Linked DNA regions of Mus musculus: region 2 is linked to region 1. A link is a loop called in an ENCODE intact Hi-C map of the cell type or tissue named here. Cell type or tissue: left cerebral cortex. All regions are shown on one strand. Each heading gives the region's core, and the rest is flanking DNA. Links, peaks and the distances in the headings are about the cores only. Region 1 holds the start of Gm31515 (a long non-coding RNA gene). Region 2 holds the start of Optc (opticin).

Region 1 (15,918 bases), core at 5,105-13,104:
CTCTCCTCCCCCACTTCCCGACAGACCTGGTCTAATAGTCCATAGAAAACCCACAAGATAATAAAAAATATAATAAGTTCTTTTTTTTTTAATGTAAAAAGACCTGTGAGATGTCCCAGCAGATAAAGGCACTGGCTAGGCAAGACTAATGCCCTAAGTTTGATCCTTGGAACCCATGAGAAGGTGGAAGGAGAAAACCAACTCTACAAAGTTGTCCTCTGACCTCCGCACGTGTGCCATGACACATGCTCACACACCCCAAAAAGCCACAGAGCTGCCTCAGCCCCAAAGTCACAGAAGTTCCCGGTTCCAGGTAAGTCGGGACTCTGAGTGTCCCTGGCCCCAAATCTTGAGAGGCAAGGAAAGAAGGGGAGAAACACACATGCACGTGTGTTTAAATGCCAGAAGGCTCACCTGTCTTCACATCCCACCAACTTCCTTCCCAGAATGTGCAAAAAGAGAAATGGGCTTCCTGGGCAGGGCAGGAAAAATCAAATGGCTTTCCAATTAGCCATGAAAGTTATGGAACCTACGGGTCTGAGTTTGCCTCCCTTTCCTTGGCTCGACCTGCTAGCCCAAGGGCCCTCTCCAAAGCCTCTGTGTGAAGTGCCGCTGCCCTACCCAATGGGCTTTCCCATGAATACTCAGGAGGTGTGTGCAACTTTTAAGTCTCCAGCTGTGCTAATGTTGCTAGCAAAGAGCAGGGAAGCGAGAGTGACAATGACCTCAGTGTCCCCTGTTGGAACTAAGTGAAGACTGCCATGGGGCGACGATATCCCAGGGTCATCAGTCTCAGAGCACCCAACTATTCGAACATTTCCATTAGGGGCCAGCTTCCACTTTGATCTTCCCTGAGCCTCTGAATTGCCTCTCACTATGAGCACAGCCTAGCATCCCAAGCAGGTTCTGGGGATCAGACCTCAGAGAGTAGAGAATGGCTCACACCTTCAGAAGTACTTCTCCAGTAGTAGGGTAGGGTAGGGTAGCTTGTAGGGTCTACCGCTAGGAGACCACCTGGGAACCCCAAAGGAACTTGGCATGGGAAGGAACCACATCACAATTAGCCCAGGAGGGGCTTAATAAAACACATAAGACTAATGAGTAAGTTCCAAGAAAGTGGGTCAGAGAGAGGAACAAGCTATACAAATTCATTTAGATTCCAGAGTCAGGAAGATGTGGATTTTCCCTCGGCTGAGCCACTAAACAGCCGTGGGACATCAACCAAGGAACTTAACGTCACGAGGACTCTGTTTCCTGTCTGTTAAATGGAAATAGCATCATAATATCTTCGAGTAGGGTTGTTAAGAAATTTTATTGAGATAGTATATGTAGAGTATCGTGAATAACACTCGCCACATTGTTCATGGGGAAGACGGGCTGCTGAACAGTCAAGGGTGGAGCTCAGAGGCCGAGAACATAAGGCCCTGTGTGACTCCCCAGCACTGTGTGTGGTGGTGGTGATGGTGGTGGTGGTGGTGGTGATGGTGGTTGGCAAGGATTTTATTTGTTAGTCAGTGGGTCACCAAGTGAGATTATTCTTCCAGAGAACAAGCATAACATGACCACACTGTACTGTTCTGGATAGGGGTCGGCTCCCAGAGACAGCTAGGGCAGCTAGGAGGAAGAGGTGTACAAACCACTGCAGGGCATTGGGCCCTTGCTCTGCATCAACACTCCCATTCCGTAAAAGGCTATCTTCACCTTGTAGCATAACTCAGCACGCAGACTTGACAGGCACAACCCAAACAAGCCAGGGGATAAAGACATGCAGGAAGAAGACACAGAAAACACCAGTCAGGGAAGAAGGTGAGAGCCTGCCATGGGAAAGGGGCCTCAGGATGACTGCCGGGCCATTAACAGAAACTTCTGGAAGCCTTTCCCCAACTCCCCACATCGCCTTACATTTTGCCAAAAATAATGTTTACTTTGATGTTGGGTGCCTTGGTTTGTTTTGTTTCCTCTCCCATAATTGAATGGTAAGCCATTCTTTTGTGTTGTAAATTGGTCTGACAAAAAAAAAAAAAAAAAAAAGGAACATTGTAACTCCTGAAAAGGCAAACAATTTGCCCAGCTCCTCCAGAAATAGTGGAGTTCCTCAAAAACAGGGTCAGGGGTGGGGTGGGAGGGACATGTTGAGAGTTCACTCTGCTCCCTGCCTTTTGGGGCTCAGGACCACTGCTCTCCAGGGAGTTTTTGCTGGGTCTGTCTATTCAGGCTGCCTGTCAGCTGACTAATCTTCCAGCAGGTCTGGAGGCTTGAGTGTCCCCCTTCCAGGTGCCACTAATTTGGTGCAACCTGAGCCTGCATCCTCCAACCTCACAGAGTATTGCAGGGAGTGAGGCTCGGTACACACACCCATTCCCTGCCTTCCACTACGCAGACAGCAGCAGTCTGGGAAAGCTTGCCTGGGTCCCCCTTCCCCATTCTTCTCTGCTCCATCCATGGACTGTCCTGGGTATGGACACCAAGGCCTGGGCCTCCTTAGAAGGCCCCAAGTGGGCTTCCTACTGGAGAGTCTTCTGTTCTTCTGGTGCGCATGTGCGTTCCCAGGCAGGCCTCGCCCCTTTTCAGGACAGTTGCGGGTGGGCAAGTGTGTAGCTCGAAGGTATGGGGAGAGCTTCCAATGAGCTGCTTAAAAGGGGTCCCGGGCACAAAGGAGATCAACTTGAGTTCAGGCTGCTGACCCTAAGCCGGCCAAGTCGTTCATTAACTTACCTCAAACTCCACTGGGCTTTTGCTGGGCTGGGGATCATGCAGGGAAGGTGACACAAGGCAGTGACTGTCTCAAACCCGGAGAAAAATGAGATGGAATAGCTTCCACCAGCACAGTGAAACAAAGAGTTGCAACTTGCATTGCTTTGATCTCAGCCCTTGGGCAGAAAAGAACGTAAGTTTGTGGAAGCTGAGAAAACGCGGTCAACGGCAGGCCTGGAGAAGAGCTGGAATTAGGATTCTGAGCGCCACTGGCCGGTCAGAACCGGCTTCCTCTCTGTGCTCTGCTTCGGCCTACAGGTTTTTCTTGCCATAAAGATTAGCTCTGTCTGGTTTGGTGATATACTCCTAGGACCCCAGACTTGGGAGGCTGAGGCAAGAGAATCCCGAGTTCTAAACTAGCCTGACCTATGCTGTAAGAGCTTTTAAAGAAATGTTTAAAAAATAATAATAAAAGAAAAAGAAAAGTGAGAAAGACTAGTTCTGCTTATATGTGGGAAATGCAGGCGGCAACTCCAGGGCCTAAGAGCACTCATTTCTTTCTTCCTGCTTGAAAAAAAAAAACCCATGGAGCTCCCTTGGTTGTGGGCGCCTTTGTTGGGTCAATCTTGTAGTAAATTATCTGCCTTCTAGAGAAGCCATGTACTCAATGGGAGGATAAAGAGACACCAGAACAAAGACAGACAGATGCCTTCAAGGTCAAACAAAGGAACGCCTCCCCTCTTCCGTAGGGTAGCCAGATGCCTGATATGTGGTCGTGACGTGCTCAGCATTATACATTCACACTTATCTGTATTCAAATGTGCCTGGCTTGCCTGCATTTTATTTACTCAATTTGGCAGGCCTCTTCCTGGGGCTCTAATAAGGCAGATTGGTCTGGCTTCTGGATTGCTTGATAGCAACATGGCTCACTGTTAGGAGAGTGGCTAAAACCTCTGGCTGGTTTACCGGACTGTACGCCCTTAGGGCTAACATAAGCCATAACAGGGGCTTTGCCAGAAAGCCACCACTTTACACAGGGACAACATGTAAATGGTGCCCAAAGATGTATGGGGAGTCTGATGTGGTTCCTGGGGGATTCTCAGAATGGAAAGAAGCCTAGGCCCCCATGCAGGCTATCCACAACCTCATGCAAGTGACATCAGGGTTCCTGCATGCTACCTACAATCCAAACCCTGCTCTCGCCTCCTGGAGAAAGAATGTCATTATCTGAGGAAAACCCTTCAGCCTGCTCTAAGTTATTAGTTATATAAATCCTGCTCAGAATTATCCTGTCAGAATTCAGAGTAGTGAACGTCGGTAAAACAAGAGCTACCCTCCTTCCAGAACCAGGTGCCCCCCATCCCACCTTCAGCGACTCAGCTCCGGTGGCCACACCTTCATGCCTCCCCCCTTCTTTTCCATCCTTGCTCAGAGGCAGCCTTTTGGGCTCCCCTCTCCCCCCTCCCCCGAGTAAATCTCTTGAGTGAGGTTGTTTTACATGGCGAGGTCTTTGAGGCATTCTTTGGCATTCGCAGTGGGGGTGGGGGGTGAGTGATGGAGGGCACCCTAACATTAAGAATCAGAGAACAAGACCACTACGTGTATGTGTGGAACTGTTGAATAATTTTTAAAAATCTAAATGAATAAGCAAGTAAGCAAATGTTACTTTGACTTCCATGCTCTGCCAAAGTAACATTTCCGACTGGGAGAGAAGGGTGGGGACTGATCTATCACAGAGTCCACTGCCACACCCACCAGGCAGTCACCACCAATCCCACCTTGCATGAGTGATTGTATCGCCTGCCATTTCTACTAGGTCAAGGTGAGTGGGGCCGTGTTACCTCCGGTTTGTTCAAGAGTGTGGGTCCTTTGTATACTGGAAAGCAACAAGTCTTGGGGGAAGGTGTTGAGTCTTAGCCCTAGCAACCTCACCTGACCTCCGTTGAGATCAGTGAAGAGAGAGGAGATAGGAGGTCCGGATGTCTAGGCTCAGAAGAGTCATCTTGCTCATGAAACCCAAGTCCCACATAAAGCTGGCTGACATGGTAAGATCTCTGTCCCTACAGTTGTGTCCTCTGCTCAGTGAGGTAGATATTCCAATGATGTTGCACACCTCCTATCCTAATGCTCCGGAGGCTGAGGCAGGAGGAGACCTGTCTGGGCCTCATGACAATACCCTGTCTCAAAAGCAAGCAAGCAAGCAAGCAAGCAAGCAAGCAAACAAACAAACAAAACAAGACAGGCATCTGGTTGCTGTCATGGTAACAGGCTGAACTAGGATAGAGGCACACCCCTTCTCAGCCACGTCTCAGGAGAAGCAGCTCAGGACTCAGTTTGGCAGTTCCACAGTCATAGCGACCCAAGCTCAGCCAGTCTTGTCAGCCTGCTACCCTCAATGTGTGCATTCTCTCTTGAGGCCTCAGATGCCTGCTCCTGCCGTCACGGACAGGTCTAGACAGGGAGAGCAGAAGTCTATGTCTTTCTCTCAAAGATGCTGCCCAGAAGTGATACCCATTTCTTCCTTCCTCCCATTTCCGTGGGCTAGAGAAGGCCGAAGCTTTGCACAGGAAGCCAGGAGAAGCAGGCTTGGACTAGGGAATCAGGTGTCTCCTTAAGATTCTGCTTCATGGCTAAAGGAAGAAGAAATGGCCAAGCCATGAAGCTCAGTAGTACAGTGCTTGCCTAGCGGATTCCCAGATTGGTCTTGAACTCACCACACTCCACCTGCATCAGCTCTCTGAGTGGTGGGATCACAGATGTGCACCCCCATGCCTAGCTTTGCCTCAGACTTGGATGCTGAACTCCAAGGTGCCTTCCCTCTTTCTGCCAGCCTTTGGACAGGACCGCAGTTCAGCTGGCTTCTGTCCAGCCTCCTTCCTTCTATCCCTTCCACGTGCAACTTCTGGAATAGGCCCCTGTCCCTAACATATCTCTGGAGAATCCAGGTCCTCAAAATGCTAACCTGGACTTAACCTTGGAAACAGACACTCTGCGTGGACTCTGCTGTCTATGACCAATAGACTCTACCAACTGGCCCAGCAGGCCCCTCAACGATACAGGTCTCCCTCTCAACTGTACAAGTTCCTGCCTCTTCTGACCCTCTGCCAAGGAACCCCCCACCCCCGCGTGCCAGCCCCCCAGAGATAGCAAGGAGGGTACAGTAGGCTTGGCCTCAGCATCCACAAGGAGGCAGCCAGCCTGAGGAAACAAGTCACTTCTCTTTGACCTTCCCTTCCAGCTTGGCTCACCTGGGACATTAACCATGTCACCCCTACACATTCCTTTTCAAAGCCACCCCTCCTCCCTTGCCCAGTCTCTCTCCACCATTTCTCTGCCCCAGGCAGGCCTGACACCAACTAAAGAACCCTACCCCCCAGTTTCTGGCTGGGACCAGAAAGGGCTGGGTAACCCTGGGCCTTCCCGGTAACCCACAGATCAAGGACTAAGTAGTAGCCTGGTTCTGCTTTGATGAGTTGACGCCACTTTTTCCAATCACGAGGGCAGGTAGAGGCCAAATTTTCATCTGGAAGAAAAGAGAAAACCAGGGTGGGGGGTGGGGGCTGGGGGTGGGGTTGGAGGATAAGGAGTGGTCCCAAAGGCCAGGATACCTCCTGCCATGTTTGGTTTGAACTGGTGGATGACTTAAGGAAGAGCAGATTTCAAAGCCATTTTTTCTTTAGAGAAAATCCATGCAGAAAGGAGAAGTGTCTTTAAAACAGGAACCAGGTTCACGACGGGGAGAGAGAGGTTGGGGAGAGTTATAAAGGAATCAACGTCCAGCAGCACCTGCCCCACCGCCAACGAATGCCCGCAGCAGCTCAACCCCCAAGTCCCATGACCCTGCCTGACCCAGGGTGGCAGTCCCTATGCCTTCTGCTCTTGCTGCGGCTGCCCACTGGGTCAGTGTTAGGTCTGTGACTGGAGGTCCCAGCAGGAGAGAACCTCCCATCGCTGTGACTCAGTAGACAGGGATCCCGGGCGTCCACAAGGGATTTACATGCATTTGCCTAAGTTATGCATCAGCACAGACTCATGCTCTATATTTAGTCATAAGGGAATACGTCATCCTTTTTCAAACTGAAATGGTATAGTCAGAGGTCTCCTCTTCAATTTTGATGCACCCATAGCTATAAGGAGGGAGATACAATAATCTGAACAATTGAACAAACCCTAGGGCATCCCAAAGAAACGTTCCCTCTCCCTTTCTCCCACTGGTGAAATTTCACAGCCAACAACTTTACCAGGTGAGAAAGAACCCGGGTGAGAGAGTTCTCAGGAATTAACCACTAAGCCTGCTGCGTTTGCTGTGAAAAGCAGGGTGGCCACAGGATACAGACGACAACTCGGCCGAGAAAATCAGGCTGCAAAAAATTAGCTTCTTCCCTTTCCTCTCTGGCCCCTTTATTTGCAGCTTGCAAGTTGCCTGCAGGTGGGCGATTCTGGATGCAGGGCACTTTGTAGGGTCAGGGGTCACTAATGAGTCATTCATCACCACAGGCCTTAAAGTGCTGATAACAACAGCAGTGTGATCAAGTCCTAACAGGGTAAGAAGGCAGAATCAGGTAGGGCACTGTGGGAACACAGAGAGGCAGAGTCTTACCCCAGAGAGTAGGTGTAGGGGCTGAGTATTTCCAGAAAAAAAAAAAAAAAAAGTAAAGGAACTCTTGAAGAATAAGGAGTGGGTGGTGCCCAGGGCTTTTAAGCAGGGGGAAAGGCATGAGCAAGGATGGAGGCTTGAAATAGCACATGGCAGAAACAAGCCTGGCCACCCAGGCGGCGCCGGCTACCAAGGAGAACCTCGAGCATCCACCTCGGGCTTGACATCATCCTCAAGCGGTTTTAAGCTAACAGAGGTTTGGTCCTTTTGAGCATGCTGTCTCTGATTCTTCTTCGTAGGGCTGGCTGGCTGGAAGCCAGCGAGGAGGCTGTTGCAAGCATCCAGAAAAGCGAAGCATGCAAGTCAGGACCAGGAGAAAGAAGAGAAGCAGAGCTCAAAAAAAAAAAAAAAAAAAAAAAAAAAAAAGCAAACAAACAAACCCTAGAAGGTGAATCGGGGTTGGACCAGCTGAGTGGGTGGGAACCAGAGACATGGGAGGGTCCGGGCTACCTCCGAGGTGCACGCTGATGTTTTGTTTTGTTTTTGTTGTGTTTTGTTTTGTTTTTCTGTCAGAGGACTGAAAGCCAGGGAGGAGGAGGCTACCAGGGAAACAGAGGGAAGGGCAGGTTTTGTTTTTTTTTTTTTTTTTAACAGCCAAATAGAGCTGTTAGGCGCCACTCAGGCTGAGAAGCGCCGGGATTGGTGGTTCCGCAGCTCCAGCTGCTTTCAAACGCAGGCAGCATCCTGCAGCCTCCAGAGGACTTAATTCAATTCAACAAATGCTATTGAGCACCTACTCCTAACAGGGGAAGGGAAGCGAGAGGTCCGACAATTATTGACTACTTAAACTGTGTTAGCAGAGTGTTAAGTGCATTTATAGGTCAGCTCATCTCCAGCCACAGTTGCCTCAAGAACGCGCCATTTACCTGCAGGGATCTGAGAGAGTGAGCGTCATTGTATCCTGGTGTGAAGGGTAGTGGCAGTTCGAAGGTTCCCTCTCTCTAAGGGGAGTTGTTGCACAACGAAATCAGAAGGTTGCAAGTGACTGGTGTACAATTATTTTTAAGCAACACTGGGAGTGCTTTGGCTTCCTTAACTAGAAAGCTCACAAGTCAGCCGATGCCAGGCTCAGCTCCAGCCAGCACTCTAGTGTGCTGACATTTCTCCCACTTGCTCATAAATGAGTAAGTCCTTCAGCTCCTTAACTAAAGCTCATCTTGGCTCCTAGAGAAGGCTGTGTGGATTGACGGCTTTGGAATCCCACAGCCTGGGTTCAAATCTCGGCTCCAGGAACCTTCTTGGGTGGGTGGTGTTAAAGCTCATTGCTTAACCCTTTCTTCTCCTGCTTGGTTTTCTTCATCCCTGGGTTGGAGTCAATCACTTGTCTCAGTCAAACACAGGAACCTTGGGATTCATTCTTGGAGGCCCAGGGGAAGTTCCTCACCTTGTAAAGTGGGGAGAGGAATCTCACATTCTCACCTTAGAACTTACTCTCTGGTGTTATGCAAACCTGGGAATGGGATGCAGGCCTCAGCCCCCCACGTCCCCTTCTGTGAAGTGGCTACAATAGTCAGCTCACTTCAGAGGGCCTCTGTGGTGAATAAACCAGAGCCTCCACACAATGTGTTTCTAACGGAGTCTAGCCCAAAGTCAGCATCCCAGCATGTCAACTATAATTCTATCTCTGCTCTTTTTAGAGTGAGCTTTCTTCTCTTCCGTAGTATAGCCCTTCCTCCGGGTAGAGAGAGATGGACAGAGGACTCCCTTGTTATAATATCCTTATAGCTTCCAGACCCCAGAAGACTGTTCTCTGTCCGTGAAAGTCTCAACTCTCCAAGCAGACTGGTCAGTTCTAGATAGGTAAGTGCTTGTCCCTGCAGCCCTTTCTGAAGTCAGAGGATGGAGAATTCTCACTAGCCAGCCTCATCTACAGTCCCACTCTGTGGGGATGGGGGCAAGACACCACAATTTATAGCTCTATTTGGGCCATAGAGAAGTTGGAGGATTCCTTAAAGAGGAGATGCCGCTGGGTATGATGGCACAGACCTGCAAATCCCAGCTACTCAGGAGACTGAGGCAGGGGATCCAGAATTCCAGGACAGCCTGGGACATATAGCAAGGCTCTGTCTCCAAGTGAGGCTGGGTTAGGGATGCTGTGAAGATGGAATAACACATGCTCACCACTCTGTTTGAAAACACAGAACAGGGAGTGAGGAAGGTAGAGCCTCCTCTCTGTGGAAATGTACATCGAAGAGAAGATGAGGACATCTACCTTGGCCAGCAGCTACAGTGGGAGCCTGTGAGTCACATCTGACTCGGGATTACTGCAACTGCTGTGAAGCTGGTCTGTGGGGCATGGTGAAGATCACACAGACCCATTCACCATGACCAGCTATGTTGGGGAGAAAAGGAGCTGCTGGCCCAACCGAAGAGGGTATGTGCTGGCTAGTTTTTATGTCAACCTGAGACAACATAGAGTCATTTGGGAAGAAAGAACTTTAGTTGAGAAAATGCCCTTACCAAGATGCTCTGTAGACAAGCCTATGGGACATTTTCTTGATTAATGACAAATGTGAGTGGGCCCATCCTACACTGGTTGTTGCCATTCCCTGAGTGGACCAGTCCTAGATAAGAAAGCACACCCAGCTGCTGGCACATGCCTTTAATGCCAGCATGTGGGAGGCAGAGGCAGGCGAATCTCTGAATTAGAGGCTAGCCTTGTCTACAGTAGAAGTTCCAGGTCAGCTAAGGCTGAGACAGAGAAACCCTGTCTTGTAAACCAAACCAACCCCCCAACTCCCACCCCCAACCCCCCCCCCAAAATAAAACAACTCAAAACAAAGCCTGGAGAACAAACCAGTGAGCAGCCCTCCTCCTGGCCTCTGCCTGGATTTCCTGAACTACAACAAGCACTAAGATGAAATAAACTCTTTCCTCACCAAGTTGCTTTTTAATCACAGCAATAGAGACACTAACTAAGAATAAAATCAGAGCCAGAAAGTAGACTGTGACTGTTTGGAGGAGGGTTGTGGAAGGACTTTGGAATTCGGTCTAGAAAATCCACTGAGTACTCCGAGCTTAGTGAGCTACTGTGGGAACTGAGGAGATAATGCTAAGGTAAGAGCAAGGCAGATGGTAGAGCCCTGGCTTGTGGAGTTTCAAGGGGCTGCAGGGGCTTCTGGAGTGACATTTTGAATTACAATACCATGGTTCTAGTCAGCTGAGGCTGAAAATCAGCTGTGATTAACAAGAGACCAGAGCCATTAACGTGAAACCTTTGCTTTGTTGGAACAGTTGATGCTGGCCAGCTGCGGCTGGTTAAGAAGAGATCAGCATCACTGCGGTCCATGAAGTGGGTCCATGAAGCCGCCAGCATGAAGTGCACCTCATGCTGGCAGCTGAATTTGGTGGTGTAAGAGTCACCCACGTGGTACTGGTTTTGAAGGCATGAAAGGATCATGGAGAACAGCTTAGCCTTGGCACTGCGTGGCAGGGCTGGAGTCCCAGAGAGAGCCCAAGTGAGGCTACTGATGAAGAGGAAGGCCAGTTGTAGTGGAGACCCAGGCATTTTAGAGATGCCAGTACCTTGTTGGATCAGGCCTGAGCCTATAAGACAAGCTGTATGTGTGTATGACTGCTGCCAAGACCCTTTGGGACTCAGAGAGTCATGAATGGGTCCCAGACACCAAGCACTGAACTTTATACATTGTTGACTGCTGGGTTTGCTTTGATTTCGTTATGACTATGTTATGATTTTTTTTCCTTCTTAGAATAAGAAAGTATGTAACTCATTTTTGATCTTACAGGAGGCCATAGTTGAGAGACTTTGAACTTTTGAAGAGACTTTGGATAATTTAGAGAGGCTTTTGAGCTTTGGAAGAGACTCTGGGTGTTTTAAGAGATAGGACCTTTAAAGCTTGAATTTTTAAAGACTATGAACCTTTTAAAAGTTGGATTGTGGAGCTGCAGAAATGGCTCAGCTGCTCTTACAGAGAACCTACATGGTAGCTCACAACTGCTTGTAACTCCAGTTCCAGGGGCCTTGATGCCCTCTTCTGACCTCCAGTGACCTCTGAACAGACATGGTGCACATACATACACTCAAGTGCGTGCGCACGTGCGCGCGCGCACACACACACACACACACACACACACACACAGACACACACACAGTGGTAGTTTGAATATGTTGAATATGCTTGGCCCAAGGATTGGCACTATTAGGAGGCATGGCCTTGTTGAGGAAGTATGTCACTGTGAGTGTGGGCTTTCAGACCCTCATCCTAGCTGCCAGAGGACTGACTAATCCTGGCTTCTTATGGATGAAGATGTAGAACTCTCAGCTCCTCCTGCACCATGCCTGCCTAGACGCTGCCATATTTCCTGCCTTGATGATAATGGACTGAACTTCTGAACCTGTCAGTCAGCCCCAATTAAATGTTGTCCTTTATAAGAGTTGCCTTGGTCATGGTGTCTGTTCACAGCAGTAAAAGCCAAACCAAGACAATAAATCACCTTTTAAATTTGGAATGTTTTATATTGTGGTGTTAATATTAATATGAGATCTTAAGAGTCAACAAGAAAGGAGAGGTTGTAGTTTAACAGTGATGTGCTTGTGTGTCAAGTTGACAAAGGGTCAATTCTGCCAGCTGCTTTTAATGTCATCTTAACATAAGTTAGAGTCATTTGGAAAGAAAGAATTCCAGCTGAGAAAATGCTCCCACCAAATTGGCCTGTGGTGCATTCTTGATTAATGATTGATGTGGGTGGACCCATACCACAGTGGGCAATGCTATTCCTGGGTGGGTGGTTCTGGTGGGTGAAGCCATGGAGAGCAAGCTAGTGAGCAGTCCTCCTTTGTAGTCTCTTCTTCAGTTCCTGCCTCCAGGTTCCTGACTCCAGTTCCCAGACTGACTTCGTAGGCTACAAGTTAGAAGACGAAACAAACCTTTCCTCCCCAAGAGGCTTTTGGTCATGGTGTTCCACCGCAGCAATAGAAACCTTAGCTAAGACAGGCTTTTATAAAACATAATCTGCAGAAGGAAGCGAGCGCAACAGCACACTCAAAATGCAGGTTGAAGTGAAGGAGTGTCCAGTAATTGTCCCAGAAAATGAGCAGTGATGGATAGATATTGAATTATCAAGACTGGGAGCAAGGTACTTACAGAGCTGAGGAGCACCATGAGTCAGATGCTGACACCACTTACGAGTCCTGCAGTTGGGAGAACTGTCATCCAGGAAGGGACAAGCCAGCAGCGTAAGCAGGCAACCTGATGGCAAAAGAAATCTAAAGAAAGCCCCTTCGTCCTTGATCTCCCAAACCCTCCAGAGACTTCTGCATGACTCGTGTGAACTCCAGTCCATCTAAGCCACGTGAAGCTGACTTTCTAAAAGAAGTTTTAATCTATGATGAATATGCAACCCTCCCCAACATGTCTTCGCTCCTGCCCTTACGCAGCATTGGTTAGACCAGGGACGGTGGTGAGCGTCTTTTAACATGTGTCTTCCAGCACATTTAACATTTACTGAGTATTGGGCTGAGTTCTGAAGACTTGCTTCCTGACCTGGATGAACTCGGTGTGTGGTGCAAACGAGCTTTCTGTTTATAATTGTTGGCCACTGCAAGTTTTCCACTATGGAGAAAAAATATAATAATAACTGAGTTTTTGTTTTTGTTTCTCCAGCCTTGGGAATGTTAGACATGCATTTGAGCCACTAAACAATATCCCAAGCCTAATTGATGCCCCCGGCCTGAGATAAGTTTTTAAATGTTTTTGAGACACGGTTTTATTTATCCCAGACTTGCCTAGAACTTGCGGGAGCAGAGGATGCTGAGCTCCTGACTCTCCTGACTCCATCTACCAGCGGTAGGATCTCAAGTGCAAGCCACTCTCCCTGGCTTTGTGCAAGGCTGGGGCTATGAATGTGGAACTTAGCACAGAGCCAGCTGAACTAGAAGGTTTTAGGTCGGTTGGTTTTCTTGGAACAGAGTCTTGTAATGTAGCCCAGGCCTTGAACTCAGAATCTCCCAGTTCTGTATTTCTGTGCTCAGATTCAGGCACACCCACCACACTCTGCTCACAAACCAGCGCCTAAAGAAGACAGGCTTATTGTCACAGTTTAGAGGGTTTCTGTTGCGTCTGTGGCAGTGTAGTGCACCGTGACAGAAACACAGGGTAGACAAGTTCACTTCATAAAGCCAGGATTAAAAAAGAGGAGGGGAGACAGGGATCCAATTTCCCTTTTGCAGGGACATTCCCAATAACTAACATCCTTACATTAGGTTCCAGCTCTTAAAGGTTCTACTGTCCCCTCCCCACCACCAGTGCTACGCCTGGGGACCAAGTCCTAAACGCATGCCTTCAAGGTCTGGGCTGTAACTGAATGTGGTGGTCCACACCTGTAACCCTAGTCCCTCAGGAGGCTGGAGCAGAAGGACTAAGAGTTTGAGATCATCCTGGTCAACTGGGCAAAATTTCCACTCAAAATAAAATTAACAAGGGCTAGAAAAACTCCATGACCACAGCAGCTCTTATAAAAGAAAGCATTTAATTGGGACTTGCTTACCGTTTCAGAGGTTTTGTCCATTTTCATGATGGTGGAGCACACATGCAGGCAGACATGGTGCTGGAAAAGTAGCTAAGAGTTCTGCATCTGGATATGGAAGCCACAGGAAAAAAGAAGAGACTCTGGGCCTGGTGTAGGCCTTTGGAACCTCAAAGCCCACCCCCAGTGACACACCTCCTCCAACAAGGCCACACCTCCTAACCCTTTTCAAATAGTGCTTCTCCCTCTTGACTAAACATTCAAATATATAGGCCTATATAAGGGAACCATTCTTTTTTTTTTTTAAGATTTATTTATTATTATATCTAAGTACACTGTAGCTGTCTTCAGATGCACCAGAAGAGAGCGTCAGATCTCATTACGGATGGTTGTGAGCCACCATGTGGTTGCTGGGATTTGAACTCAGGACCTTCAGAAGAGCAGTCAGTGCTCTTACTCAGTGAGCCATCTCTCCAGTCCAAGGGATCCATTCTTATTCAAGCAACTACAACTGGTAGGGGGAAGTGGAGCCCTTAGTGTTACCTTTATCTGATGATTTAGTTCAGCAGTCTTTGGAACTGGTTTTCAGGATAAGTTTTGGGACAACGTAAAGAACCAGACCAGAAAAAAACCTTGAACACTGTATGCAGAGCTCAGTGGGTGATGAACTCAGAAGACCAGAATGCAGTCAAGACTGGGCTCGAGTGGTTTCAGATGCTCAGGGGGACTCTGTTGGTTTGGGTCTAGAGACCATTTGTGTAGCACAGTAGCAGAGAACGTGGCTACGTTCAGCCACTGAGACTGTGAGGGGAACTGAGTTTAAAGGCGAGAGACTAGTCTGACAAAGATTTCAAGAGTGGTATAGGTACTGCTGGCTATTTTTAGCCAGGCTTATTGTAAGAATTGGTTTAGGTACTGCTGGGCTGAAGAGATGGCTCAGCAGATAAGAGCACTGGCTGTTCTTCCAAAGGTCCTGAGTTCAATTCTCAGCAACCACTTGGTGGCTCACAATCATCTACAATGGAATCTGGTACCCTCTTCTGTCATGTAGGCATGCATGCAATTAGAGCACTTAAACAAACAAACAAATAATTAAATAAATAAGAATTGGGAAGCCGGGCATGATGGCACATGCCTTTAATCCCAGTCCAGGCCAGCCTGGACTACAGAGTGACTTCCAGGACAGCCAGGGCTGTACAGAGAAACCCTGTCTTGAAACTCCCACATCCCCACCCACACACCCCCAAAAAAGAATTGGGAGGAAAAAAAAAGAATGAAAGGACTTGAAAAAAAAACTTGTACTTTGAGCAGTGTGGTGGTTTGAATGTGCTTGTCCCAGGGAGTGGCAATTATTAAGAGGTGTGGCCTTGTTAGAGTGGGTGTGGCCTTGTTGGAGGAAATGTGTCACTGTGGGCTTGAGCAACGAGACCCTTCCCCTAACCACATAAGAGCCAGTCTGTGTGGCTAGTAGCCTTCAGATGAAGAAGATGAGAACTCTCAACACTCCTGTACCATGCCTGCCTGGATGCTGCCATCCTTCTGCCTCAATGATAATGATCTGAACTTCTGAACCTGTAAGTCCACCCCAAGTAAATGTTGTTCTTATAAAAGTAGCCTTGGTCATGGTGTCTGTTCACAGCAAAAAAAAAAAAAAAAAAAAAAAAAAAAAAAAAAAACCCTAAAATGGGGTGTGTTAAATACTGTAGACAAAAAAGGGTACAGTTATTAAAGAGATCAGTGTCCCTATAAAGAAGTACATCATACTGGGGCCACCGGGGTGATACCGTGAGGATGCTTCAAGAACTAGCCAGATCCCATCTGTATTTTTTGTTGCTGTAATAAAATACCATGACCAAAAGCAACTAATGAGTTAAGCAAGAGTTTATTTTGCCTTACGGATCCAGAGAGCAAGAGTCTGTAATAGCAGTGGAGATGGCACGGCAGCTGGGACATGAAGCTGTCTGACCACAGTCGTCATCCACACAGGAAGTAGAGAGAGCAAGTGGGAGATGGGGCCAGGCTAGAAGCCCTCAAAGCCCACATCTAGTGACACTGAAAGATTCCATACCCTCCCCCAGACA
Region 2 (15,918 bases), core at 3,078-11,077, 54 kb before region 1:
TCCTCTGGAATCTTTCCAGAATGCCACGGGCCTGAGGTGGGTCAACCTGGACAACAACCGAATTCGCAAGGTGGACCAGAGAGTGCTGGGGAAGCTCCCCAGCCTGGCATTCCTCTACATGGAGAAGAACCAGCTGGAAGAGGTGCCATCAGCTCTGCCCCGGAACTTGGAACAGCTGAGGCTGAGCCAGAACCTCATTTCCAGGATCCCGCCCGGAGTGTTCAGCAAGCTGGAGAACCTGCTGCTCCTGGATCTGCAGCACAATCGGCTGAGCGACGGCGTCTTCAAGGCCGACACCTTCCAGGGCCTCAAAAACCTCATGCAGCTCAATCTAGCCCACAACATCCTGAGAAAGATGCCCCCCAAAGTCCCCCAAGCCATCCACCAGCTCTACCTGGATAGCAACAAGATCGAGACCATCCCCAACGGGTACTTCAAGGACTTCCCCAACCTGGCCTTCATCCGCATGAACTACAACAAACTGTCAGATCGCGGGCTCCCCAAGAACTCCTTCAACATCTCCAACTTGCTGGTGCTCCACCTGTCTCACAACAAGATCAGCAACGTGCCGGCCATCAGCAACAAGCTGGAACACCTGTACCTCAACAACAATAGCATAGAGAGTGAGTTGGGGAGGTGGGGCAAAGGGGAGAGAAGAGGTTCGGGGCAGCCACACTTTCTCAGGAACACCACTGTGAGGTAACAAGAAGCAACTACTGGGACAGTGGTATAGCAGCCGTCACCACCTCCTCCTCCTCCTCCTCTTCCTCCCCCCCTCCTCCTCTTCCTCCTCCTCCTCTTAGATAGGGTTTCTGTAGTCCTGACTGTCCTGGAACTCAATCTGTAGTCCACAGATCCACTTGCTCCTGCAGGTGCTGGATTAAAGGTGTGCACCACCACCCAGTTCAGAAATCTTTCTAATGTGCACATAAGACCTTACATTCTGCCGGGCGGTGGTGGCGCACGCCTTTAATCCCAGCACTTGGGAGGCAGGGGCAAGCAGATTTCTGAGTTTGAGGCCAGCCTGGTCTACAAAGTGAGTTCCAGGACAGCCCCTGTCTCGAAAAAAAAAAAACAAAAAAAAACAAACCAAACAAACAAACAAAAGACCTTACATTGTGTCCTTAGCATTGAAGACAAGGAAAAAGAAACCCCACTAGTTTTGACTGTGGCCTCACTATTTTCTGCGTCTGAGTAACCTTGAAAAGATACTAGACCCATATGGAATGTCTCCTTACCTGTAAAATGAGGGTGGCAGTATCTTCTAACACAGAATCAGTAGGATGACTTAATCGTGTATGGATGGAGTGCGCTGAACATCATGCTTGAAAGGCATGAGGTTTTCTTTCTCTATCCCCTCTCATCAGCATCAGCTTCTCTGGCCACTGGACCTGTAGATCAGACAGACACAGAAATACTGCTAGCTGTTCTCCTAACAGTAGAACAGAGATACAAAGTGCTACGTCCTGGGCCTGGCCTGCCCGCTGCAAAAGAAGCCAGCAGCAGTCATGACAAAGGCCTTCCCAGATCTGAGCCTTGGCTTTTAGAAAGTCTGTGACGGGGAATCAGAGGCAGCTACATAGTCAGGGTATAAAACAGCTAAAAACTGTTTTCTGATTCTATTGGAAGATTGTAATGTTCAGCTAGGACAGTTTCCACAAGGAACACTCACAGAGTCCCGAGTTTGATGTGCCAACTGTAGCCCAGAGCATGAGGCTCAGTCCTCTTCAGGCAAGTGTCAGGCCAGACATGGCAGTACACATGTGTAACCCTGGCGCTTGAGGAGTGGAGGCAGGAGACTCAGAAGTTCAAAGCAGGCTTGGACTCCATGAGACAAAACAAAACAAACAACAACAAAACTCTGTCAACTGGGCATGGTGCCTGTAATTCCGACTCTGGGAAGAATGAAGCAAGAAGATTGGGAGTTCAAGGTCAGCCTAGGAAGTAAAATCGCCTCTGAGAGCATTGCCAGAAAGGCTCAGAGAAAGACGCTATTGTTCAGTTGTTTAGTCCTCGAATAAACCATTCCTGTAGGAAATGACCCCTCCATGATCATCCCCAACTGAAATCATTTTACAACTGAATAGATTGGCTCTGAAAATTAGATGATTACAATCATACCTGCTCTGGAAATCAGGTGACCTACAGTCATACTTTCCCAGAGTCACCCTGTCCAGAGAATAGGATAGACAATGGAGCCCACACACTCTTGGCTCTCATCCCCTTTCTCCTCTCCCGTGCTGCCAGTTCCTCTGTGGCTGACTTCTCTCCCTTTTTCCTCCACAGAAATCAACGGGACCCAGATTTGCCCCAACAACCTAGTGGCCTTCCATGACTTCTCCTCGGATCTGGAAAACGTGCCCCACCTGCGCTACCTGCGGCTGGATGGAAATTTTCTGAAGCCTCCCATCCCACTGGACCTCATGATGTGCTTCCGCCTCCTGCAGTCCGTGGTCATCTAGGCTGTGCCCAGAGCTGGACCTCCTCTGACAGCACTTGAAGGCTGGTGGCCCAAGCTCTGGGGTCCACTGTTTTTATCTGTCTCCCTCTCTCGCTCCCAGCCCTGCCCTTCCTCTCGTCCCTTCGTGAGGATGGTAAATACTGTATAACCTGCTCCGGCTCTAAAGCAAGATTCCCCACCCAGCCCAAAGACACCCTGCCAGCCAAGACCTCTGCTCTTCTTTGGTCTCCCTTTGCTTCAGAAACACAGGTGTACGCCAACAGACATATCCCCTCTCTTCCCCCACACCACGAGTCTCTCATGGGTAAGGCTGGGCCATGGACTGACATCTTATTTTAGTCTTAGCCGAGTCAGAAGCAGAAGTCATTCCAGAGGTGAACCCTGGAAAGTTCCTCCATTGAGAACTCCCCCATTTGGGTAACTGTCTCAAGAAGGCCGACAAATCCAGGTCTCCTAGGCCTGAGATCCCTTCCAAAGCTGTCCTCTGCCACTGTTTCCTGACACCAGACAGATGTCACCCTGTTCCCTACTGTCTCGAGTTCTTCAGAAAGGAAGTGTGGGGGATGACTAAGGTGGGGTGGAGGGTCAGGGTTTCCCCACAACTTCCAGCCTTTCCTCCGCTTCCCATCTCCCTCCTTTGGGGCAAACACAGTACACACCCTCTTGGCTGGGCCTCAGAAAGGAACAGCCAGGGACAAAGTGGTGCAAGGAACTAGACTTTGGCTAATAGGAGGGTAGCTGTGGGGTCAGAGCCCAAAACTGGGCCTATGTGGATGTCGCCAAGCCCTGCAATCTCCCTTACCCAAACTTGACAATGGAGGGCCAAGAGGCATCACACCACTTCATCTGCTCTCTATTATGTGTGAGACTCAGTCGAGTCATCCCACCCCAAGGGCAGTTCTTGAGAAACAGAGGAAGAGGTGGAGCACCTGGGAATCTCCCAGAAGCCTCTTCCATACTGGGGATTAGCCTCTACCTCTAAGGCCGACTCATCAGCGACATCTGGTGGCTGGTGGCATGATACTGCAATTCCCTGATTCCCTAGGGGAAGAGGGCCATGGGCTTTCTCCTACTGGGTCTGAAGGAAAGGGCAGAGGCTGGGGGTTCATTCCTATCAGGAGTGATTGTGAATGAGAAGTCTTTGAGAGTCTAAGGGAAGCTAGTTTGACAGAGGCCTTGCCAGGGCTCATTTTGCTCTCGGCTTCCACATCTGTAAACTGAGTCCCTCCCAGAGCTCCTGTTTGTGCACCCTCTTCTAGAGCACACCTAGCGCAGGACAAGTGGCATCACCCATTCTCCCTCTGCAGTTAATTTATTCCCTGCATAGAGTGTCCCTCCCCCGCAGACTTGCTACCCTCCTTTCCTAGCCCAGGTGAGCAGCTTGGCGGGTTTCCAAGAACCTGGGCTCCCTGCCTTTCTCTTCTTCCCTTCTCCTCCCTCACCGGAAGGCTGCCTTTGCCCTGCCACACTTGCCTGGGTGGAGAAGGATGTGGAGATGAATGTTCTAGAAGTGAGTGAGGCACAGGACCAATTCTCCTTAGGCTGGGGGAGTCTCTGGAGGCTTTTTCCTCTCCCCAAGATGGTGTCACACAACTGTTTTAAAACATTGGATTAGGCTGGGCCCTATAGTCCAGAAACCCCATTTATATTCCCCATCACCTTTCTCGCATTGAAAATAGAGCCCACTTCACACAACCTCTTTTCCCTGCTGTGCAACTTCCTCACCCTAGTTGCAGCTGGTTTCTCCAAGGCTCCTGCTTAAGTCAATGTATCATTACGGCTGAAAGCAACCTGGTGCTACAGCCTGGACAAGCCCCTTCTGCACCTATGACAACCTGCAACTTTTGCCCCTTTCAGGAGGCCCACAGGGATCACAGCTCCTGTGGCTGCTAGGGATGGGGGCAGGCACTGATCCTGCAAACCTGAACTAGCATCCCACCATCAGCATCCCATTATCCAACCGTGGACCTTGCCAGCTTCCTCCACTGCTCTCTGCAGCCATCAGCTAGAGGGACAAGAGTTAAACTGGCTTTACAGGAAACACACACAGTGCTGGTTACCTTGAGGTTTAGAAAGCCCCTCCTCACACAAGTTTATTCAATCAGTGCCATTAGCATTTATACATGCAGGTGCATGTGTGTGCATATGTGTGTGCATATGTGTGTGCGCGTGCATGCGCCAGCTCTCACCCTGTACATCTTATCTATTCTCCAAAAGACCATGTTAACTCTGATACAGCGTCCGCATTCCAGCAAGCTTCACAGCAGAGGAAATAAAGTCATATGGAAAACACCCAGCACAAAGCTGACTGTGTGAATGAGTCAAAGGCAGCAGGACTACTTAAAGCCGTCTTTTCTCCAGCTCCCTACTGCTCGCTGAGAAGATAGGGAGAGAGAAAAAAAAATTTGTCTTAAAAGGTGTGTTTTAAATTTGTGTGTATGAGCACTTAGCCTGCATGTATGTATGTGCACCACATGTGTGCTTGGTGACCACAGAGGTTAGAAGTTGGCACTGGATCCCCTAGAACTGGAGTGATGAGTGGTTGAGAGCCTCTGTGTGTGTGCTGAGAACCAAATCCCAGTCCTCTAAATGAATGAGTAAGTAATGAATGCTCCTAGCTTCTGAGTCATGGCTTCAAGCCCCCCAAATACCTTATTAAGAAACTCCTAGCAGCCAGGGGTGGTGGCTGCCATCCCAGCACTCAGATGGCAAAGACAGGCAAACCTCTAGGAGTTTGAGACCAGTCAAGGCTACATAGTAAGATCTTGTTTCAGAAAGGAAGGAAGGAAGGAAGGAAGGAAGGAAGGAAGGAAGAAGGAAAGAAAGAAAGAAAGAAAGAAAGAAAGAAAGAAAGAAAGAAAGAAAGAAAGAAAGAAAGAAGAAAAAAGGGAAGGGAAGGAAAAGAAAGAAGAAAAAAACTTCTAAAAGAAATGTCGCAAAGCCTCTTCTTAGACAATATCCTCAAAACTCATAACCTTCATGTAAAAAATAAAAAAGTATCCCTAAAGTCAGTCCAGAAATCTAATAGCTCCACTTGAAATCAAAGCAGCCATGTTCTTTGAAACCACCAATGTCAAACTGTGGAGGGTTTCTCAGTGCGCAGCACCAAGGCACTGCAGGAAGAGTCATCTTTTCTAACTAATTGGAGAAATACAGGGTGCACAGGAAGTGCCCAGGGCAAGCAGCCAAGGACTAAATCATCTGGAAAGATCTACAGGCCACGCACAAGTTCAAAAGGACAAGAGTAGTTGCCAGGGCTCTCTTTAGAGGGGATTTGGCTACCGAGGGGGATTCTCAACCCGCCTAACCTAGGCTGTCTTGTGGAGGATGAAAACTAACAGATGCCCTCGGCCAGCCCTACCTGCCTGGTGTGTGCCAGGCAGGCCCCAGGAAGGAATTCAAAGCTGGAGGATGCATACCCCATGCCATTGGGGAATTAATTTCTTGATAAGAGGGTGGGGTGTATGCACGAATTCTTTTCTCTTAGTTGTAATGATGTTAACTGTATGCAACTCAGCCTGGGAAGTCTCGCGTGAGCCGGCTCTGAAGAATGAAAGCGTATGACTTGGAAGGAGAGGAGATACGAATCGGTAGCTAGCTAGGCTGGAGTCCACATCGGAGTGGATGGGGGTTCCCAGTTTTCAGCTGCGAATACCAAAAGGCAGGCGGGTCTCTGAACTTTTCTGCCCTCCTCTCTCACTGCCCACAACAGGGCAGCAGCAGGGTCAACTGGCCAGACTTCTGTGTCCACATGGCCTGTTGCCTCTAGCTCACCAGTAACACCTCGTGTCTCTGTTAAAGGGCAGCGCTTGGCAGGCTCGTGGATCAGGGGCTGTGCCCGCCCGCCTGCCGCTTCCCACACAGGTCCACGTTCCCATCCACCAATGCCCCCGAAATCCATGGGAACGACCGACCGCAAGCTTGTGAAGGCGGGAATAGAAGCTGGGAGAAAGTGTAGGATGAGAGCCTGCCTGCATCGCAGGGTTTGCCTGGGGGGGCGGGGGGGCGGGGGGCGGGGAGTGCGTGGGAGCAGGCGCAGGCGCTGTGCAGGGCTGGCTGCGCAGCCTGGGATTGCGGGGGCGGACGCTCAGGCGAGATGGCGCGACTGGGGCGGGGTGGGGTGGGAGAGGAGCGGCGGGAGTGTGAAGGGGGGTGTGTCACCGAGAGCAGGGAGAAGTGTGAGAGCAGGTGGCAGGGGGAAATGAATGAACAGTCTCATCTATATTCCTTGTAGGGATAAATTGCGTGGAGTTGGGAGGGGGCCACGGTCTCGGCTGTCTGTGGGGCCCGAGGGTCTCTGGAAGAACAGAATGAAGGGGTAGGGCCAGCCAAATGTGCCATCTGCTTCGAGGGCGTCCTCTTGGCTTGTGACTTTTATCTCCTTCCACCCAGCCGAGTTTCTGAAGCTGTCAGTTCCCAGATGGGGGATCTCCGAGACAAAACAGCCTTGTTCTGGCAGGCGGCCTCTTCTGGCTGCCGGAATCCCCTTCCCACAGCAGCTGAGGAGTCCTCGGGGTCTATTAGGTCTGCCCACTCACCTGGCATCGCAAGCTGGGGGTGGGTTCTGCTAAGGCCATCTGTTCTGAGGGTAGAGTCACTGTGTTCTCAGGATTCCTGAGATGAAGTTGTAAGAAGGTGAGCCTTGTGAACTCAGAATCTAACACTCAAAATGTAGTGCTCGGCTAGGCCTGGGTGACCTTGGACCAATCGTTTCTCTTTTGCCCTCTGTTTCGTCCTGTATCGGTGGTCTTCAGAGGGCCTCCCTGCTGGGATTCAGGGTGTGACCAGAGGAAAGGAGGAGGGGGTGGAGAGCATCTGAGAAGAGCCTGGGCAGCGGAATCCGGATGACATTCGCCAGCCCCTACCCTCTTCTGGGGATATCTGAGGCACATCCCAAAGAAAGATGGGGCCCATGGAAAGTCAGAGTTGGGAGAGAAGTGTTAGGTTCCAGGCCAGAGGCTATGCACAATGACAATGTCTTGGGTGTTTGTAAGCCAATGTCCCACTCCTGTCCTTGTCCTTTCTTCCTACGGGAGTTAGAGAACTTCCTGTCTTGTTGTTGGTGACCACTGCTTGTGAGCTTGAAGTTAGTCTTTACATCTTACCCGACTCCCTGTCTCCTGCTGTACCACCACAGTGCTCTAGGGATAGGGCTGAGTGGGGTGCCCCAGTTCAAGCTCTTTTTTTCTTTGGATTCCATCTATGAAGTCCAGTGTCGTTATTTCTGAGGGAGTGGAGGTGGGGTGGGGTGGGGGATGGGGATGGGGACAGGGACAGCAAGCTCCATCCATCCAAGAAACCTCAGCTTGGATGAGTCTTCTGGAATCTAACTGACCAACCCTCAAAGATCAGAGAAGAAGGTGTAGCGGCCATGAGTGTGTGTGTGTGTGTGTGTGTGTGTGTGTGTGTGTGTTCACCCCCACACAAAGAATTCCTGTTCATTAAGTGAAGAAATGAGATTAGGGACCCCTGAGGAAAAAGGAAGGGAAACAGCAGGGCACTTGAAAGAATGGGGAATCTAATTAGACACATGCATCCCTGGCCAACCACTCGTCCTCTCCCTGGCCAATAGATGAGGGGGTGTCTAGCTGTCCCCTGCTCTGACAGGCAGTCATCATCTCCACCAGAAGCTCCCTGGAAGCTGCTGAGCCAGACGGAACCAAAAGCATCTAAAAGGTAAGGTCCAAGGTTGGAGGCCTCATGCCCACTGGCACAAAAGCAAAGGGATGGAGTCGGGGCTGTGGCAGGAACTGGGCAGAGAATGGCAAGAGTACAAGGCTCTGATCAAAGAAGCTGCGAGGGGCTTCCGGGTGGTCAGTAAACTGCCTTGGGGGTGGTCTTGAAGAGCATAGATTTCAGTTTGGAGTGGGAATAGGGAACAGAGAGATACGACCTCTTACTACTGCTGGGGACTTACCATTCAGCCCGGCTGAGATTAGGAAGAAACCTGCGCAGGCGGCTTTGGGAGGGCTGTGTAATCAGCTGCAGATGGATGGCTACGATGCTGCAGGCACTTCCGTATCCACAGCACACTCAGCCCTCCACCTGCCTGCACAGATGTGAGTGACCTGCAGACGACGTCTGTGCTCATACGCCTGCACACCATGTCCTCCCAGGAACCCAAGTGCAGACACATATGTATACAGATAGCTGCCGAGCTTTCTGATGGCAAAACACTGCAGAACCTCATACCAACCCTCTGCTTTCCACAACGTGTTTCTAAAATGCTGCATTTCTAAGGCGATGTTACCAGCCAACGTCCTTCTTTTACATTGTATGTTAAGTTCTAAGACTTTGTCTCCAAAGTGACTGGTTGTTCCTACAAAGGACTGGACCTCATTCCTTTCTGCACCTCCAGAGAGAGGAATATCCGGGGACTACAACTTAATAAACGTCCCATGGATGTTTAAGTGACTGAAGGACCGAGTGGCCTTAGAGTAGCCACAAGTAGGGTTAGGGAGAGAGCTCAGTCGGTAGCAGGCTTGTCTAACATGCTTGAAGCTCTGTGCTAGATACCCAGCATTTCATACACCAGGCATGATAGTGCACACCTGTAATCCCAGCCCATGGGAGGTAGAGGCAGGAGGATCAAAAGTTCAAAGTCCTTCTCCACTACATAAGTTTGAAGCCAACCTAGGGTACATGAGAGCCTATCTCACAAAAAAAAAGAAAAAGAAAAAAGGAAACAAAAGTCTCTCTCTCTCTCTCTCTCTCTCTCTCTCTCTCTCTCTCTCTCTCTCTCGTTTTTTTGAGACAGGGTTTCTCTGTATAGCCCTGGCTGTCCTGGAACTCACTTTGTAGACCAGGCTGGCCTCGAATTCAGAATTCTGCCCGCCTCTGCCTCCCAAGTACTGGGATCAAAGGAATGCGCTACCATGCCCAGCCAAAAGTCTCTTTAATGTAGTTTTTCTAAGGCTATTTTGTTGTTGTTATTGCTGCTACTGTTTTTGTTTTGTTTTGTTTTTTGTTTTGATGAGAGGGGGGGGGGTTTCTCCTGAATATGTGGTTGTTTCTTAGAGAATATTGGTGCAAATGCACCAGTGCCCAGCAGGTGAGTAAACATGGGACTCTGGTATGCACGTCTGTGGTGAAATGAGTAAGCCAGCCTGTGGAAGCTGTCCACAGGAGCCCGAGTGATGGATCACCACACTGTGAGGCGCAGTGGGAATGATGGCTAAAGATACCTCCAGATACAGACCGGACTTTAAAGAGTGTGAGATGAGGATGCTGAGTGAGCTTGTGTGTCAGAGGGCAAGAGTGAGCAAGTATGCAGGTTGGAGGCTGCCTAACTTGGTGAGCCATTCTTACAAGCCAAGCTAAAATAACGGCCCTTCTGCCCTCTACCCACAGGATGTACCTCAGAGGGATTCAGCCATTCCCACTCCTACCCCTCCCTCAGAACCTCATGAAGTTCCTGGCTTTCCTGAGTCTGTTGAGCTTGGTGCTGCAGAAGGCAGAGACAGCTTCTCTCCTAGGGGAGAGAGAAAGAGAAGAGCAGAGCCCTGAGGAAGGTGACACTTACGCGTCCCTGTATGTGGGGAACCATACCCTGAGCATAGAGGACTACAACGAGGTCATTGATCTCAGCAACTATGAAGAACTGGCAGACTATGGAGACCAGATCCCTGAGGTGAGGGGACAGAGATGATTTGGAATCCCTGCAAGAAACGGGATTAGGGACCAGATCCCTTTTCACCTGCCCTATAATACAAACCTCTCCCAACACTTTTACTATATGATATTAATTTGCGTTTGCGTGTGCGTGTGTGCGCGCGTGTGTGTGTGTGTGTATGTGTGCCTGTGTGTATGTGTGTGTGTCTCTGTGTGTGTGTCTGTCTGTCTGTGGGTGTGGGTGTGTATGTGTGTGTGCCTGTGTGTATGTGTGTGTGTCTGTGTGTGGGTGTGTTATACATGTGCATGTTCAGGAAAGAAAGAGGACAGACAACCTTAGATCTTTCCCTGGAGCTAGTCATCTCACTTTGTTGAAGGCAGTGCCTCTCACTGGCCTGGAGCTTGTCAAGAAGGCTAGGCTAGCCGGCCAATGAGCCTCCCCATCTCCAAGATTATGAGCCTTAATCAAAGACCATGGCAAAGCAAACTATAGTGAATTCTGGGGACCAAACTCATGCCCTCCTCTCACAAAGCAACTGCATTACAACAGTGCTATCTTCCCAGGCAGGCATAAGGTACAAATTCTTATCCCTCCTGAGGAACTTGTCACTTACAGGCCACTACAAGAGAGGACACTAGCCACCGATATCTTACTCCATGTGGCACACTTGGTAGGACCACTCCCAGGAGGAGTCCTCATGGGGTCCTCCCCATGAGCCACGACATGGGGTGAGGGTCAGCAGTGTCTCCATGTTCTCCCTAAAAAAAGGGAAATGCTAGCTTGTGAACTTGTAGTCTGTCTTCCAGTCTGAAGTCCTCCCAGATCTCCTGTCCTCTGCAGAGACTAACTATGTGTGGCATGGTCCATCTGCGATGTGACAAGGGTCTGGGTAGAGAAAGGGAGTAGTGCCAACCTATACAATGGAGAGGACGGAATGAACACCAGCCTGGATGACCAGAGATCCAGACTTCAGCTCTATGTTGGGAACTTCTGAGCCCCCTTCCTCTTTTGACCTTAATGTCTTCATCTGTGTATGGAGTCGCTCAATGCTCTGCTCGATAAGGCCCCTTCCTTGCTCCATCTTTATATCTCCCTCCCTCCACTTATTCCTCTGCAAGAGTTTAAACTGGGTAATTGAGGTTTCCAGGGGTCATGGTTAAGTCCTTCTCAGGCATAGACCGGTCTGTGGTGTGCTTTGTGCTGTATCTCCAGGCTAAAATAAGCAATCTGACTCTTCCAACAAGAACTAGTCCCACTAGCACTGTGGCTCAGAAGACATTGTCACCAAACCTCACGATGGCCGTACCTACCACCACTGGCCTACTAAACTCCCAGAGCAGTCATGGTAAGTGCGTGCAATCAGAAGATCACAGTATTCATAGGTCACGCATGGGCCAAGCAACCTTAAGCTAGCACCAGGCAGTTCTACAGTGGGGTGTGGTGAGGGCTAAGGCCAGGGGGTCCTGGGTCTGGGTTGTCTTCTGAGAGCAGGAAAAGAAGGAGAGGTTGTCATGGTAAAACCAAGCACCACCACCATAAAGGGGGAGTGGCCGGCTGTCCCTGATACTTTTGTATAAATATTATGCACAAGTTGAGTGGGACGCAAAGCAAGCAAGCAAGCACTCCTACACCTTAGCGAAGCCACCCTACCTTAATTAACAGCATCACTTGGGGGAACAGTTTGAGTGGTAATTAGATTAGAGATGATTAAAAGCCTAGAGAGGAGAATAAGTAACTGTGGCTGTCACTTGGCATGGGAGCAAATGAAGCAGAGACACTAGCTTCAGTTTCAAATTCCCCCTTGTTAGCACCCCTCAGCCCCTCCCCCAATGCCTTCCTCCTTCCCTTGAGACTGGGATGCAGCACCCCTGACTCTGATCAAAAGCCTGGGACCCAGGAGGAATGAAGCTTATTCAGGAATTGCTGGTGCTCGGTGTCCTGTTCTCCTCTAGGATATTCGCCAGCATGGACCTGGGCTACTGAAGTGGGGATGGCCATGGGAAGTCCATTCTCATAGCTATAGTCTCAGACCTGAAGAGACCATAAAGGGTCTCAGTCACACCTGCCTTTCTTAGCCTTGGAAGAAGAAGGGCACAGAGCCTCGGTCCCCTGCCCTGGCTTGTCCCTCCTGCTGCTTCATTTTCTGGACTGTGAACTTTCTTCTGGTGCCTTTTGGATACAAGCCTCCCTCTAAGTCATCTCTGAGCTCTTGTGATAGCCAGGGACACTAACATTGGTCAGCTGTCTGAATTTCTTGACCATTGGGTGCAGAGAGAGCACTCGGGACAGAGAAGAGGCCAGGGCTGTTCTCCAGTGTAAAATCAGGATACTGATGACATCCCAAGAGGGAACAGATGCTAAGCAGGCACGGTCCGTTCTACCTTAGCTCTGCTATGCTTCCTGAATCCACATAGAACATGGCCAGCTCCTCTTCCAAAGACAGAGACAGCAACGATTGACCACTCCATATAATTCTAGCTTTTTCCATCTACACTGTACCTTTTGACACTAGAGAAGAGTCCTCTGGAAAAGAGATAGACAGAGGTCCTAGAAAGAGCCACATAAACTCAGAACTTAAAAGGATCAGGGTCTGATGAAAGCACCAAGGAGCCTTGCATTGAGTGATAGTTAGGTGAATCCTCTTTTAAGCCAGGACTGAGAGCAACTATGAGTGTTGCCTGGGTGCATTGTGTTGGGTGATTCTGGGGGGAGAAAACCATCCATCTAAGGGCCACAGATGCCCATGGCTTAGACATCCACTGAGGCAAAGATCACTGGCCACAGAAGCCTGAAGAGAGTCTGACCAGAGCTTTCCCTCTGTTCTGTCTTCTACTCGGCCAGGCCTGCCTACCTGCCTGGTCTGTGTGTGCCTTGGCTCTTCTGTCTACTGTGATGATGCAGACCTGGAGAACATCCCTCCTCTTCCCCAGATGACCACCTACCTATATGCTCGCTTCAACCACATCAGCCACATCCAGGCTGGAGACTTCAAAGGGCTGAGTGAGTTAGGCTTCGAGACAGGGTGATGGCAAGGCAGAGAGGACTGCCAGGGTACAGACACGAGCTCCTGGCTGTCAAAGGGACAGAGGCCCCAATTCTTCCAGTTCCTTTCCTTTAAGATTTTAAAATGGCAGGCAGAAGTAGCCAGTTCTTCTCATGAAAGATCTGGGGCACAGGAAAAGGAAGGTCTGTTCGAGGCAACATTTCCAAAAGGTTCCAGCATTGTTGGCCTCTGGGACAGACCTCCCTCCTGGCCTCCCACAGTTGGCCTCTGGGTTAGACTCCCCTAAGCTTCTTCTCTATGGCCCTGATGCCTTTAACAAGCTTTTTACTATTTCTTTGATTTGCTACTTCCTAGCATATTCTCTGTTTGAGGTGGAAGGCAGGAGCTGGCCTCCAGCTTCTACCTCACATTGTTGATAGCCTTTTGGGTCCTCCATGTAAAGTAAGCTGTGCAGGAGTGTGTAGGTGGGGTAGCAGGGTGAATGCAGCAATTCCTGAACTTATTGATTATTGTCCTTGGAGAAGGGGGTGGGAATTAGGGGGTGGAAACGAGTCTTTTAAGGTAGGTTAACTACCATAGAACCAAAGCTCTCGAGAAAGTTATTGTGGAATGCCATGTTTTTTCTAAAAGGAGATCTGATTTGGCCTCATTTCTTGTGGTCTGGACTTGGTGCAGGAGGTGAGCTAGTTAGAACTCCCTTGCAAAGAATGGGCCAAGTTATGGAGGCAGCACAGCCCACACGGGGCCAGGAGGGATAGATGCTCCAGTTTCACCCTGTGTTCTCTCCCAACATCCACCAGCAAAACTGAGAAGGATCGACCTCTCTGGCAACTCCATCTCCTCCATCCACAACGATGCCCTCCGCCTGCTGCCTGCCCTGCAGGATCTGATCCTTCCAGAGAACCAGCTGGCAGCCCTGCCTGTGCTGCCCAGTGGCATTGAGTTCCTGGACGTCCGCCTGAATCGGCTGCAGAGCTCTGGGATACAGCCTGAGGCATTCGTGGTGAGTCAGGACATCAGTCTGCCGTACGAAGTGCACCCTTCTCATGTACCCTGACCTCACAGCTGTTCATGCTCCACTCTTGTCTAGAGCCAAAAATCAATTCCCATTTTTTTTCCTTTTTCCATGTATGGTTTATTAAACATTCTCTAGAAAAGGGTGTTTTACATCATGCCATCTTGGTAGTGTCTACACCCTCTGCAAATAGGAAACCTGGTGCTATCAGGCCCCAGGATCCTGTTCATGGGGGCAGAACACAAGAAGCCAGTGCCGGCAGCTCCCCCTCCCCTCTGTGAGGATGCTGCTCTAGCGTTGGCCTTTATCTACGCATTTGCTCCTCTTTGTACCAGCGCCCCAGACCAGCTCATCCACTCTGTCCTTGAAAATTCCAGTTTGTCTGTGGAGCTCACTCTGATTCCAACTCCTACAATCCATCTTAATGGCTTTGAAGTCTACCTCTAAATAGTCAGTGACTCTCCATGGTCAGATTCACAAGAGACACAACTTGATGCGTGTCTTAGTTAGGGTTTCTGTTGCTGTGAAGGGACACCATGACCACGGCAACTCTTACAAAGGAGAACATTTAACTGGGGGTTTGATTATAGGTCAGATGCATGGTGGCATGCAGGCAGACATGGTCCTGGAGGAGGAGCTGAGAGTCCTACATCCAAATTGGCAGGCAACAAGAAGAGAGAGTGAGCCACTAGGTCTAGCTTGAGTTTCTGAAAGCTCAAAGCCCACAGTGACACACTTCCTCCAACAAGGCCACACCTCCTAAGAACATCATGGGCCTAGGCAGGCTATTTTTATTCAAACCACTACAAGGGGTTACTGGCTAGATTCGAATCATTTGACACAAATGTGATCCTATAGGGCTACCCAAGGAACAGGGCTAGCCAGAGCCCAGGCTATCCTCCACTGAAGACAATGGGAGAATAGACAAGACTGATATGTCCCAACTTGCTGGCTGCAGCACCTGGGAAGGGCCTTCAAAGACCAGTTGCTCGTGTGCAGCCTCTGTCTCTTTGAAGTACAGTCAAACCATACAACAACAACATTTCTATCACTACTGGACTACATGCATGGTGGTGACCCCCTAAGACAGAGTCATCTGTAACTTTGTAGCCCCTAAGACAAGAGTCATCTAGCCCTCTTGGTTTGTGTAAGTAATTTCACAATGACACATTTCTCAGAATGCATTCCTGTCCTTAAAGTAAGCAGTGTTCAATCATGTAGGCTCATTTTTGCAAGCCAATTCATATTTAGAAGTATCAAATAGATAAATAGTAAAAAAAAAAAATTACCATAGTGTGTGTGTGTGTGTGTGTGTGTGTGTGTGTGTGTGTGTGTGTGAACAAGGGTCTTGTTATGTAGTCCAGGATGCCCTCAAACTCATTCTCCCCCTACCTCAGCTCCCTGAGTACAGAAATAACAGGCCATCATCGCTGTGCTCACCAAGAGCTGTGTGCTCCTCAGCCTGTGCTCTTCTTCACAAACATCCTCGCTCCCTGTCTCCTGTGTGCTGTGGGCCTACAGAGGGCCCAGAGAACAGGCTCCGGGCCCCTGGTGGGATGCAAAACCTGCACACATTAGCTTTCTTGGCTGTGCAGGAAGTACTGGGATTGTCCGTACAGGGAGGTCTCTGGCTGTTCTAGCCCTCGAAACATCGACTGTTTCCATATTAGGAGGTGCTTCTCTGCCTTCACTCAGCCCTATTTTCTTGGCCAAGAAAAGGCAGGGGCTTTGCAGCCCTAGGACCTGAGCTCACTGAGTGAGTCACCTCTGATCTTGTTTCCTCGTCTACAAAACAAGGGTGATGAGGCCCACTCGACACAGCCGCT

The links. A loop is a pair of places that touch in the nucleus more often than their neighbours do. Peaks named below come from ENCODE experiments on the same cell type or tissue, not always from the same donor. Only the 100,000 strongest peaks of a DNase experiment are listed, where the experiment ranks them.
Region 2: it touches region 1 in a loop (4-fold over the local background); 10 of 42 quality-filtered maps call a loop at or near these places.

The regions. Positions count from the first base shown.
Region 1 is chr1:133,847,007-133,862,924 of GRCm38, reverse strand. Gm31515 (a long non-coding RNA gene) reads right to left here and starts at 3,228. Exons shown (of 3, transcript XR_878539.1): 1 at 2,716-3,228. In left cerebral cortex, for the core only: no CTCF peak of the experiment used is centred there; DNase peaks (open chromatin) are centred at 7,481, 8,045, 8,424, 9,543 and 2 more places; H3K4me3 peaks cover 983 bases; H3K27ac peaks cover 2,607 bases.
Region 2 is chr1:133,899,150-133,915,067 of GRCm38, reverse strand. Optc (opticin) reads left to right here and starts at 7,895. Exons shown (of 7, transcript NM_054076.3): 1 at 7,895-8,137; 2 at 9,812-10,091; 3 at 11,286-11,418; 4 at 12,915-13,073; 5 at 13,878-14,080. The coding sequence starts at 8,034. It overlaps Prelp (proline arginine-rich end leucine-rich repeat), which reads left to right. Exons shown (of 3, transcript NM_054077.4): 2 at 1-623; 3 at 2,287-4,764. The coding sequence ends at 2,462. In left cerebral cortex, for the core only: a CTCF peak has its summit at 3,474 (motif pointing left); DNase peaks (open chromatin) are centred at 5,689, 6,053, 6,772, 8,580 and 2 more places; H3K4me3 peaks cover 851 bases; H3K27ac peaks cover 1,702 bases.